2 separate regions of the Homo sapiens genome follow, and region 2 is linked to region 1. A link is an interaction called in ENCODE POLR2A ChIA-PET data of the cell type or tissue named here. Cell type or tissue: Panc1. All regions are shown on one strand. Links, peaks and the distances in the headings refer to the core of each region. The heading gives the core; the rest is flanking DNA.

What was found. ChIA-PET counts read pairs that join two places held together with the same protein. Peaks named below come from ENCODE experiments on the same cell type or tissue, not always from the same donor. Only the 100,000 strongest peaks of a DNase experiment are listed, where the experiment ranks them.
Region 2: POLR2A ChIA-PET joins it to region 1 with 5 read pairs; 2 of 35 experiments call an interaction of 5 or more read pairs at or near these places.

The regions. Positions count from the first base shown.
Region 1 is chr2:191,190,857-191,196,244 of GRCh38, reverse strand. The region is part of intron 1 of LOC105373804 (a long non-coding RNA gene); the gene reads right to left. Among named protein-coding and RNA genes, the nearest start is that of STAT4, 43 kb to the right of the region's middle. In Panc1, for the core only: no CTCF peak of the experiment used is centred there; no DNase peak of the experiment used is centred there; H3K27ac peaks cover 499 bases.
Region 2 is chr2:190,598,229-190,603,616 of GRCh38, reverse strand. The region is part of intron 4 of NEMP2-DT (NEMP2 divergent transcript); the gene reads right to left. It also overlaps a transcript of NEMP2 not described here. Among named protein-coding and RNA genes, the nearest start is that of NAB1, 48 kb to the left of the region's middle. In Panc1, for the core only: no CTCF peak of the experiment used is centred there; no DNase peak of the experiment used is centred there.

The DNA.
Region 1 (5,388 bases), core at 215-5,214:
TACTGGTCTTGTGCTACATATCTCTGGAATTCTTATGCATGGCACGTAAATAAGTTTCTTTTTTTTGTTTTAGCCACGTTAGTTTATTCTAAATGTTTACCTGTGCATACAAGTTTATCCTAATAAATATGCTCAACATAAATAAAAAATAGTAAATTGTTAGCTTTCTGGTTACTAGAAACGATAATATATGGGAGGAAGGATGTCTGACATCCTTAATAATGAAGGAGACATTAAATAAAACAAAACCCCCAAACAGCCAAACCTATAAATAAGTTTTCATGGAAACACTTTTAAAGGATAGCATTCTGTTATTCCTATTAAGGCAAATTGTCCTACAACTCTCTCGTAGGCAATGAAGGCATCAATACATAATAGAAAATCAGAATCACCTGAATTAATAATCATGGCTCGGAGTCATCAAGAAAAAAGCAAGTTATGTTTGGTTTAAGAGAGTACATAGAAATAGTTTAAATCAAAATATCTTATTTTAAAACAAAAATTTTTCCTAATGAGCAAACAAAAGGAGCATACTTTCTGGAAATCCTATAATATGAAGTAGCACTTTTTTCAGTATTTAAAATAAATGTGTTTTCACTGTACATACATGGTTTTGTTTGTTTGGACATTGTGCTGATTTTATGTAAACGTTATTTTCTTAAAATATTTTTTCCACTCTAATAATTTTATTTTGGTCTGCATTCCAATTAGACATACATTTTTTCCATAAAAAATTAAAATGAAATAAAACCAAAATGATAAGAGAACATAAAAATTTCAAATAATAGGCTTGAGCTTTGGAGCCAACAAAATAAAACAGTTATGCCTTTCTTACTCCTTTTAGTTACTGGAGAGTTTTTGTTCTTTTATTCAAATTGTGTGAAAGTCTCACCTGAGTAAAGGTTTGCACAGATGAGTGGAGAAAGGGTCAGCTCTTTCTGGCAAGGATCAGAAGTCAACCTAAAGGCAATTTGATCTTTAAGCCAAACCCGGATACATGAGAAACCTATGACAAATGGGAAATCTACTGAGAACTTGCTGGCTGTTTGCCATTCTCTGAACAAGACTAAAGATGGCAGGAGCATAAACAATGGAAGCAAAAGATTGAAGAACAAAAACATTTGAATAAAATCCCTTCATACTATCTTCATTCATGCAAAACAACAGGAACCCTTCCCTCCAATGCTTTAAGACCTTCCATAAGGTAGATGCCATCACCACCTACTCCCTTGGAATCCTCCAGTTTCCAGTATTCTTCAGGTGTCTTATCAATTATCATAATTTTTGCCCACTAAAGTTATTAGCTCCATAAAGCAAAGGACTGAGTCTCTGTCAGCCGCATTTATATATACCCATGACTTGCCTAGCACAGGGCCTGGCAAACAATAGACACTCATTTGGACATTGGATGGATAGATAAATGGAAGAAGGAAGGAAGGGAGGGAGGGAGAGAGAAAGCAAGAAAGGAATTTGGAGGAGGGTATGATTAGGCATATAATAGGCAAAGGAAATTTAACCAAAAAGTTATCTTTATCTCTTACTCTCTTCAACCTAACTTTTATTCTCTGAAAACATTGGGGTTCCTTGGGAAGAAAAGGAGAGAAAATGTAAAGAGGAAATAGCAGAAAACTGTAATGAGATGCAATTGAAGCTATGGAAAAGGTTGACCAAATTAGGTTCTCTAATCTTCATCCCTACGCACACACATACACATACACACACACACACACACACACACACACACACACACACACACGCCGTTCTAATATATATATATAGCTGTCCAACACGGGCCAGACATTGGCCCCTAAGAAGAGTTACCCTGAATAGACTGTGTGAATTAGCTAATAGTCAATAATATGAAAACTTCAGACAAGTCTGACAATAAGCCCACTGAAGGGACTTTCCTGTGTGGTAAGGCAAGGCCCAGAGACCACACTTGAGGTGAATGAATTTGCATTATGCTTCACTTTCCCTCTAACTCTGTAGTGCTCTGGTTGAAGAGTAATAACAAGCCTACAGCCTGGACAAGAAAAGCAGAAAAAGGAGGTAAAGAGGCCCAGCTTATCCAGAAACTGAGCAATACACCTGTAAGAACATTGAGTAAACCACAACTTTGCAACTCATTTCCTTAACTAGGAACATAAAGTTCAACAAAAAGCCACAGAAAGAGATGAACAGAAGAATGATGCAACATGCGATAGACATTAAGGCTGCTTACTGGTGTTTCTTGTTCTCTTCTTCTAGGCTCAAGGAGGACAGCTTCCTCCCCAATCTACTGAAGTTAGGTGTGGTCATATGATTTTCCATGTCAGTAAAATGTGAGTGGAAGTGACAGGGGTCACTTCCAGGTGAAACATTTAAAAACTAGTGAGAGATTCTCCATGATCCTTTTCCCTTCTGCCACCATGATCGACAGTTTTCCAAATGATGGTGCGTTCACACTCTGGGTCCTGGAGTGAGGATGATATGCAGTGGGAGTTAGCTAACTACAGCCTGTGGTCACCTGTTTTTGTAAATAAAGCTTCATTGGAACATAGCCGTACCCATTTGTCTATGCATACTTTGAAATGACAATGGCAAAACTGAGTCGTTACAACAGGGACCATATAGCCTAAAAGCCTATTCACTAAGTGGCCTTTTAAGAAAACATTTGCAGACTCCTTATATAGACCCTGATCCCCCAGCCCCGCTTACTTCAAGTGGATATGTAGGTTGAAGGGGAAGACAAGCCTTTGTTACTCTATACCAACAAAAATTGGGGGCTTTTTGGTTACTTGTATATAACTTAGGTTATTCTGACTGACACAAAACTCTTTAAAAATCACTTAAATTGTATGCATGCTATTAATAGAAATATTCTTCAAGAACTAGTGAAAACAACTAGGATAGTACTAAACACAGAGCAAGTTCTTGGGTAGTAAGTTTTCCTTTTCTTGGTTCGATATCATCACAGACGAGGGGTGCAGACCACAGGTGCAATCAGGAATGGGCTATGTGGCAGCTCCCTCAGAATGCATTGCCACTGCTACTATAGCAGTAGCTTTTCAACAATTTTAAAAGAAGATATTGACATGGCAGTTATTAAGATGGTTCACGCCTGTAATCCCAGCACTTTGGGAGGCCGAGGCAGGTGGATCGTGAGGTCAGAAGATAGAGACCATCCTGGCTAACTCAGTGAAACCCAGTCTCTACTAAAAATACAAAAAATTAGACAGGCATAGTGCTGGGTGCCTATAGTCCCAGCTATTTGGGAGGCTGAGGCAGGAGAATGGCTTGAACCCAGGAGGCAGAACTTACAGTGAGCCAAGATCGCGCCACTGCACTCCAGCCTGGGTGACAGAGTGAGACTCCGTCTCAAAAAAAAAAAAAAAAAAAAAAAAAAAAAAAAAAAAGATGGTTAAAAGACATTAGAAGAGGCTAAGTGAAAGCAAACATGGGTCTGTTCCACACAGGGTGGAAATGTCAATTGTCAGAACACGAGGGGTTTAGAGAAAGGAGGCAAAGAGTGATCCTTTTTTTATGATTGCTTCTGTGATGCTGAAGCCCAGCTATGCATTTGAATCAGAGGTAAAAAAAAACTGGACTTAAGTGGCTTCAGTAATAAAAATGATTTTTGAATCATTATGTAATTATTCAGTAATGAAAATGAAGTTTCAACGATGTAAATATATTTTTTTTAAATTCTGGAAGGAAGAAAGCTAAGAAAATATTTGCTAAGTGTTTAATAATAATACGAACACTTTAATGCTGTTATAATGTTCCAAGCACTCTTCTGAGCACTTGACATATTTTAGCCCTTATTATAATCCTAACCCTATAAGTTAGGTATTATCATTTTCCCCAGTTTACTGATAAAGGGGTGAAGCACAGAGAAACTAAGTAGCTGGCCCAAAGTCAGCAATTAAAAGAGGTAGAGCAGGGTTCAAATGCAGGCATTCTGAGTCTAGTGCAATGTCTCTTAACCACCTTGCGCCATTGAATGTTCACAGGTGTTACCACTGGACTTGGGACACAGTATGAAGGCAAAGACTCATGGCTAGGCTGCTGTGTTATCTATGGTGCTTTTTGCTCTAAGTATCAGAAAACCCAATTCGAACTTGCTTAAACAATGAGAAAATGTATTATTTCATGGAACAGAAGCCCAGAGGAAGGACAGCTACAAAATTGGTTGAATCAGTGATTTATTGATGTCATAAAGAACCCAGGTTCTTTTTTGCCTTTTGATTCTGTTATCCACAGCATTGACTTCACCTAAGGCTGGTTGCCCTATGGTCAATAATAGCAACCAGAAACAAGGGGCACATGTATTCTTCTTTGTTGCTACCCAGCCAGAAAGAGAAATACTCCTATCCTCTTCCATTCTTTCTGAGCCAAATCAGGTCACGTGTTCATGCCTGGAGGGTGGAGGGGAAGGAAACCAGGGCAATGTCACATGTTGTTTGTCTTAGAAAAAAACAAGATTCCTAGAGTTGGAGAAAGGGTAAATTTCTCCTGAGTCAATCCTACTGCTAACTAAGGGATTTAATAACTGAATAAAGTCAGCCTTTGGTTAGCAAGGAGGATGAAGTTTGATGGGAAAATAATGGACAGTGTCCACTATTGGCAGGTATTCAGCTGAAGCATGATCACATCTGCCAACTTGGTTATTTCTGCTACCCTTTTCCTTGGGGTCCTTCCACAGAGACAATGTTTTGAGATGGTAAAATTCATACTGTCCATTGCATCATGAATTTCAATATTAATTCTGAAATCTGTTCATGAGCAAGTTGTTTCAAAACTTGAGAGACTAGATATACAAAAGGACAATGGCCACACCACACATAGAAAATAAAATTCTGACCCACAACCCGAGGAAACCGGTCCAGAAAGTCAGTCTACTATCTACAGTAACCAGTTCAGGAAGTCAGACTACTATGTCTAGCAGGCAGTCCATGAAATAAACAATAACTCTCATTGGCCCAAAATGGCCAGGGTTTGATTAATAACTGACAACTTCCACATTTTTGCCCCTCACCCACCCCGGCTTTCGACTTAGGACCAACTAGAGAAAGCCAACTATGTACATCTCAACAATCACATAGGATGTCCCACTTCTAGTTGTCTCACCTACAGCTTCCCCATGCCAATAGCCTCCAGTTGGGGCGTACCTGAAGACTTCCCTTTTTTCTGCTATAAAGCTTTCCCACTCCTCTGCCTGCTAGAATCTCTGCCCAGTGCAAGTGATGGTGGCCAACTTCCTCACTGTAGCAAGTTCTCAGTAAACAGTCTTTGCTTGTTATCATTTGGGTGATCTTCATTTATTTCCACATTTTCTGAGCTTCAGTTTCTTCATTTGTAAAAGTAGGGATAATAATAATAACAGCTTTGGAGGGATGTTGTAAGGAT
Region 2 (5,388 bases), core at 165-5,164, 590 kb after region 1:
GTGCAATTCAGCACACTCTGATGCATTGCATACTAGATGCCAGACACTGCCCCAGGAGTAGGATGGATAAAAGGGAGCCACTGTCTCAGGGAGCTTCCAGTGTGGAGAGAGTGGAAGCAGCTGTGGGGATAGGAGAAGATGAGGATGAGGGAGGCAGATGAACAATGGCTACGGAAACAAATATATTTATTATTTCCCACAAATGACCCGGGCCTTGACCCATTTGCAACCATTACGTAATCACTGAAACAAGTTCAGCTAAATTATTCAAAAATCTCTGAATGTCAATTCCATTTAATTTTAAATAAGAAGCATCTCTGAGAGGGATGATTTTTGGAAGAATGACTAAGGGAAAATATTTTTCCAGCAGGGTTTTTGCACAGGAAAAAATTCATTGCTTCCATCCCCACTTCCCACACCCCACATTCCATACCCCTTGGTGTAAAAATATTTGTATTTAAATAATTTTAAATGTCATACATTTATAATTAAAAGCAATTCTGTGCTCAGAGGAACAGAAATTACTGACTTTAAATCAATGAGAAAAACTAAATTTTCCTCAAAGGAAAATTTCATGAGATTCAAAGTGGTTTAAATCAAGCTAATGGATATAAGCCCATCAGTTACATATGGTCTCTGGTGACCACTGATGTCACTGCCCACCTCCAGCAGCAGTATATAAGGCATTCCAGCAAGGACTCTTCATTTCTCCCAGTCTCTCCTTGCTCCCTCTTCCTTCCCACCTTTCAGTATTCCAGGGCTGGTTTTGCACAAAATGTTTTTGTTTCCTTCAAAACTATGCTTGCCTACAGCTCCTGATTTTGCCTGCTTGACATCCCTTCTTCTAACACAACAGCCTTTCTCCCCATTCTCTGCCCCAGCCAGAAAACTGCACTCCCTTGGCCACAATGACTGGTTCAGCCATGGGCATGTACAGGAAGACAGGGCAGTCACAGCCTTCACCGAGGAAGAAGTAGAGTGGAAAGATGGGGAGGGGTAGATTCCTGGTGACTGAAGGGCACTCCCTGGGTTCCACTCAACCTGTCGTGGTTAACTCTGAGTGTCAACTTGCATAGGCTGTGAAGCCCAGTTGTTTGGTCAAACACCAGTCTAGATGTTATTGCGAAGGTATTTTTAAAAGATGTGATTAACATTAAAATTAGTAGATGTTGGGTACCCGCCATAATGTGTGTGGGCATCATCCAATCAGTTGAAGGCGTTAAGTACAAAGACTGATATTTCCCAAAGAAGAAGGAATTCTCCTCCAGTCTGCAATACAGAAATGCTGCCTGCGTTTCCAGCCTGATGCCCTGCAGAATTTGGAGTCATGACTGTAACGTTAACTCTTACCTGAATTTCCGGCCTGCCAGCCTGCCCTACAAATTGCCCCCACGATCATATGAGCAAATTCCTTAAAATAAATATCTTTCTTTATGTCTATTTCTCCTTCCTTCTCCGCCTCTCTCCCATCTCCCTATCTCAGTCTCTCCTTCCCTCACTGTCTCCTACTGGTTCTATTTCTCCAGAGAACCCTGACTAATACATTAATAAAATCATATTTTCATCCTCAAATTAGTCAGGGTTTTATCTGTGTGTTCATTTTAGCCAGCTTGAGTTGTATTTCCATCACCTGTAACTAAGAGTCTTCAACAGTCCTCGGTGTAAGTGGATGGAATTCCCTATAGGCTAATAAGTGAAAGATTCTTCCAAAATTCTACCTTTCTTATTATTTACTATGCAGCAAGCTACTTAATGGCAGGGATTGTGTCTGATTTTTTTTATTTCTACTGCCGTTGCTTAGAATTCTTAGTACTTGGTCAGGTTAGTAAACATTGGTTGAGCTGAGTTATAGAAGGAGATGGCCTGGAGTGCTTAGCTCCTGGGATTGCCCTGGTACCTGGAGAAACAGATTCTTTGGCATATAAGAAGCCCAACAGTGACCACAGGTTTTTATCATTTGCGTTAAGTATCATAACAAGTAGTTTCAGCAATCATTATTTTCATGGAGTTGCTCGGAAATTATATTTTTATTTCCTTATATGTATATGTCTATTATCAACTTACATAGGTTTCATTCCAGATGTTTGGATTTGGACAGTACACATTTCTTAGCACCATCAAACCAGCACCCTTCCAGGAGCTTTGAGTCAAGACCAACGTAGGCCTGCCATTGCCACATTGTTACACAGCATTAGTTTCCTAGGGTGGCCATAACAAGGCACCACAAAGCGAGCGGCTTAAACAACAGAAAGCTATGGTCTCATAGCTCTGGATGCCAGAAATCTGAGATCAGGGTGCAGACAGGGCATGCTTCCTCCGAAGGCACTATGGAAGGATCGTTCTGGGCCTTTCTCTTAGCTTCTGGTGGTTCCTTGGCTTGTGGCAGCATAACTCCAATCTTCACACAGTGTTCTCTCTGTATATGTGACTGTCTCCAAATGTTGCTTTTTATAAGGACACCTGTCATATTGGATGACAGGCCCACCTGACTCCAGTATTACCTCATCTTAAACTAATTACACTTGCCATGACCCTATTTCCACATAGGGTCACATTTTGAGGTACTAGGGGTTAGGACTTCAACATGAATTTTAGGGAGATACAATTCAACCCACATCAATTGTTTGTACTTGCTCAGCTTTCTGAGCAGCCTTCTCAGGAAGGTACTAGCACTGTGTGACAAGTGGGCAGGGATGCTGGCCGCCAGGGCTGGGGAACACACCACTAAGACCTGACCACATGTTGGGCCATGGCTGCCACCGCACATTCCTGCACTGTCTGAGTCTGTTTTGTGTTGCTATAACAGAATACCTGAGGCTGAGGTAATTTATAAAGAAAAGAGGCTTATTTGGCTCACAATTTTGATGGCTGGAAGGTTCAAGACTGGGCATCTGCATCTGATGAGGGCCTCAGGCTGCTTCAACTCATGGCAAAAGGTGAAAAGGGGGCTGGCACGTGCAAAGAGATCACATGGCAAGAGAGGAAGCAAAAGAGAAACCAAGGAAGCCAGACTCTCTTTAACAACCCAGTCTCTCAGAAACTAATCCATTCTCCAGGAAAGCAAGGATTCACCCACCCCAAGGAGGGCATTCTTCCCTGCATAAAGAATCCACACCCATGACCCAAACACCTCACACTATGCCACACCTCCCAACAGGGCCACACTGGGGGTTAAATTTCAACATGAGTTTTGGCGAAGACAAATGACATTCAAACAATAGCACACGCCAGACAAATAATTTCTAGTCTGGCAGCACTAGCCTCATTCTAAGACTAACACTGATAACCCTCCCCTTGTACTCTACTCTACTGAGTCCCCTTTCCTCCCCCAGTATCTTCTAGTTGGGTTTTAACCTATTTCTTCCTTCTCCTTGAAGAGCCAATAATCAAGCAATGAGAGTTAGAAACAACAGGAAAAGGAATGAGAGGAAGAGCAAGAGGGAATGTTTGTAAAATACCACTGCTAAGATGGCAAGTGTGTTGTGTACTGTGACATACAGAACTAAGATAAGAAACCTTCGAAAACTAATTTTCTAAGGTTCTAGTTGCTCTGTACCGCTCAGACCAGTGAGAGATGTAGGAAGTGACACACACAGGGGCAGCTAGGATGGCACTGTACAGCAGGAGAGTGTGTGTGAAAGCCGCTGTGCTCCCATAAACTCTTCACAGCAGTGCAGGAAGAGGTCATTGGATCTGACTCTTGCCAAGGATAGTCCTCCCAGGTGAGGGAGAGGGAACATGATTGGGATGGGGGGATGGGGCACTGCAAGGTCGGTGAGTTTGTGAAGATGACTTGCCTAAGGGACAGTGAAAATAGGCCCACGTGCCATCTTTGTCATCCCTGCTATAGGTAACAGACACCTACTCTTGGAAAGCTTCCAGTGTAGTTTCGATGCATAGCGAGCTGTGAACACCTGGCTTATATCATTTGGAAATTTTTACATAACTCCTACACAGCCAAGTAAACCGATTCCTGACTAGGGGCACAGCACCTAAAGTAAAAGACACAGAATCAAAAAGCAAGTAAAAATTATAGTTAAAATTAAAATTTTTAAATGCATTGGCAATATTAATACTATTCCTACTGACTGATACTTAATATATTACTAATCAGTAGCAAATATGGAAAAATACAGTGAACAAATTATAGGCCAGAAAGTATATATTTTGTCCATAACTCATCTGAAGTTATAGACATTTCAAGAGTTTTACCTGTGATGTTCCTCGAGGCCTGCCATCTATCCAGATGAAAATAAAAGTTTAGCCCAAAAGCTTCAGCTTTTTTTCATCTACTTGATGCCAAGTAGTAAATAGTGACAGGAAACAGAATTCTCACCACATCTTTGAGTCATATAAGCTAGATGTGTAGTTTTGTACAAATCTAGCCTGCCTTTTATAGCTTCTCTCTTCTATTTCCTGATTTCTGTCCTCTATTTATAGATGGAGAAACTGATAACTTTTGCAGTAGTTAACCTTCACTAATATCAAAATAATGGAGAATAAATTACAGCATGATTTTAGAAGAAACACATCTGATTTTATGACTAAAATCTGCTTAAAGTTGGCACAAGTCCTGGCCCATACTCCTTGTTTGATAAATGTTGGTTGAAACAAATTGAGAAAAAGGGGCCTAGAGAGCCACTAAAAACAAAACAAAACACCATTTGCAGTGTTTTTCTATTATTTGGAGAAAAATATAAATCAAGATAAGATGTAAATGCTGAATAAGGGAGTACTCTTAAACTTCAGATTAAGGTATATTAACGTTAGTCACTCAAGATATGAGGTTTGGTCATAAGGTTATTTGGCAAGGTTAGTATTATATGCAAAGTACAATTTCACTGGTAGTAAAATATTTTAAGTCTGTGCAGCAACATGGCAACATGGATCTAGGTAACTATTACATTCCAATTTAAAATGGTTGCTTTGCTAGCTAGTAGATAAAATGGGTTCTTAAATTTGAGAATCGCAGTAAAGCCTAACTTATTCCACTAAAATGTATTTTCAGCAATGCCTCAAAGTAGTTTGCAAAGTTTTGGGGATGAAAGCAAAACACGACTTGATGCCATTCCAAGTGGAAGGCTGGCAGCGCCACAAGTTATGAAAACAATGAATGAATCAATAGCATTCTTTAAGACAAAGGCTTATATCCATTAAGAAGTGTAGAAAAGCAATTATAAGTTACAGTTTAAAATAATATTTGTAATATTGGCTTGCCTTGGAATAAGATCAATTTCCTAAAAACACTTGTAAGCATCTTTGAGTAACTTCCATAAGTAGAAGAATTTGGAGAATAAATATCTGAATTCTGGAGGAAGCCCTCATTTTCCTTATTCTCCCAAGAGTCTTCTCTTCCCTCTCACTAAAGGTCTTCATCTCAGCCTTAAA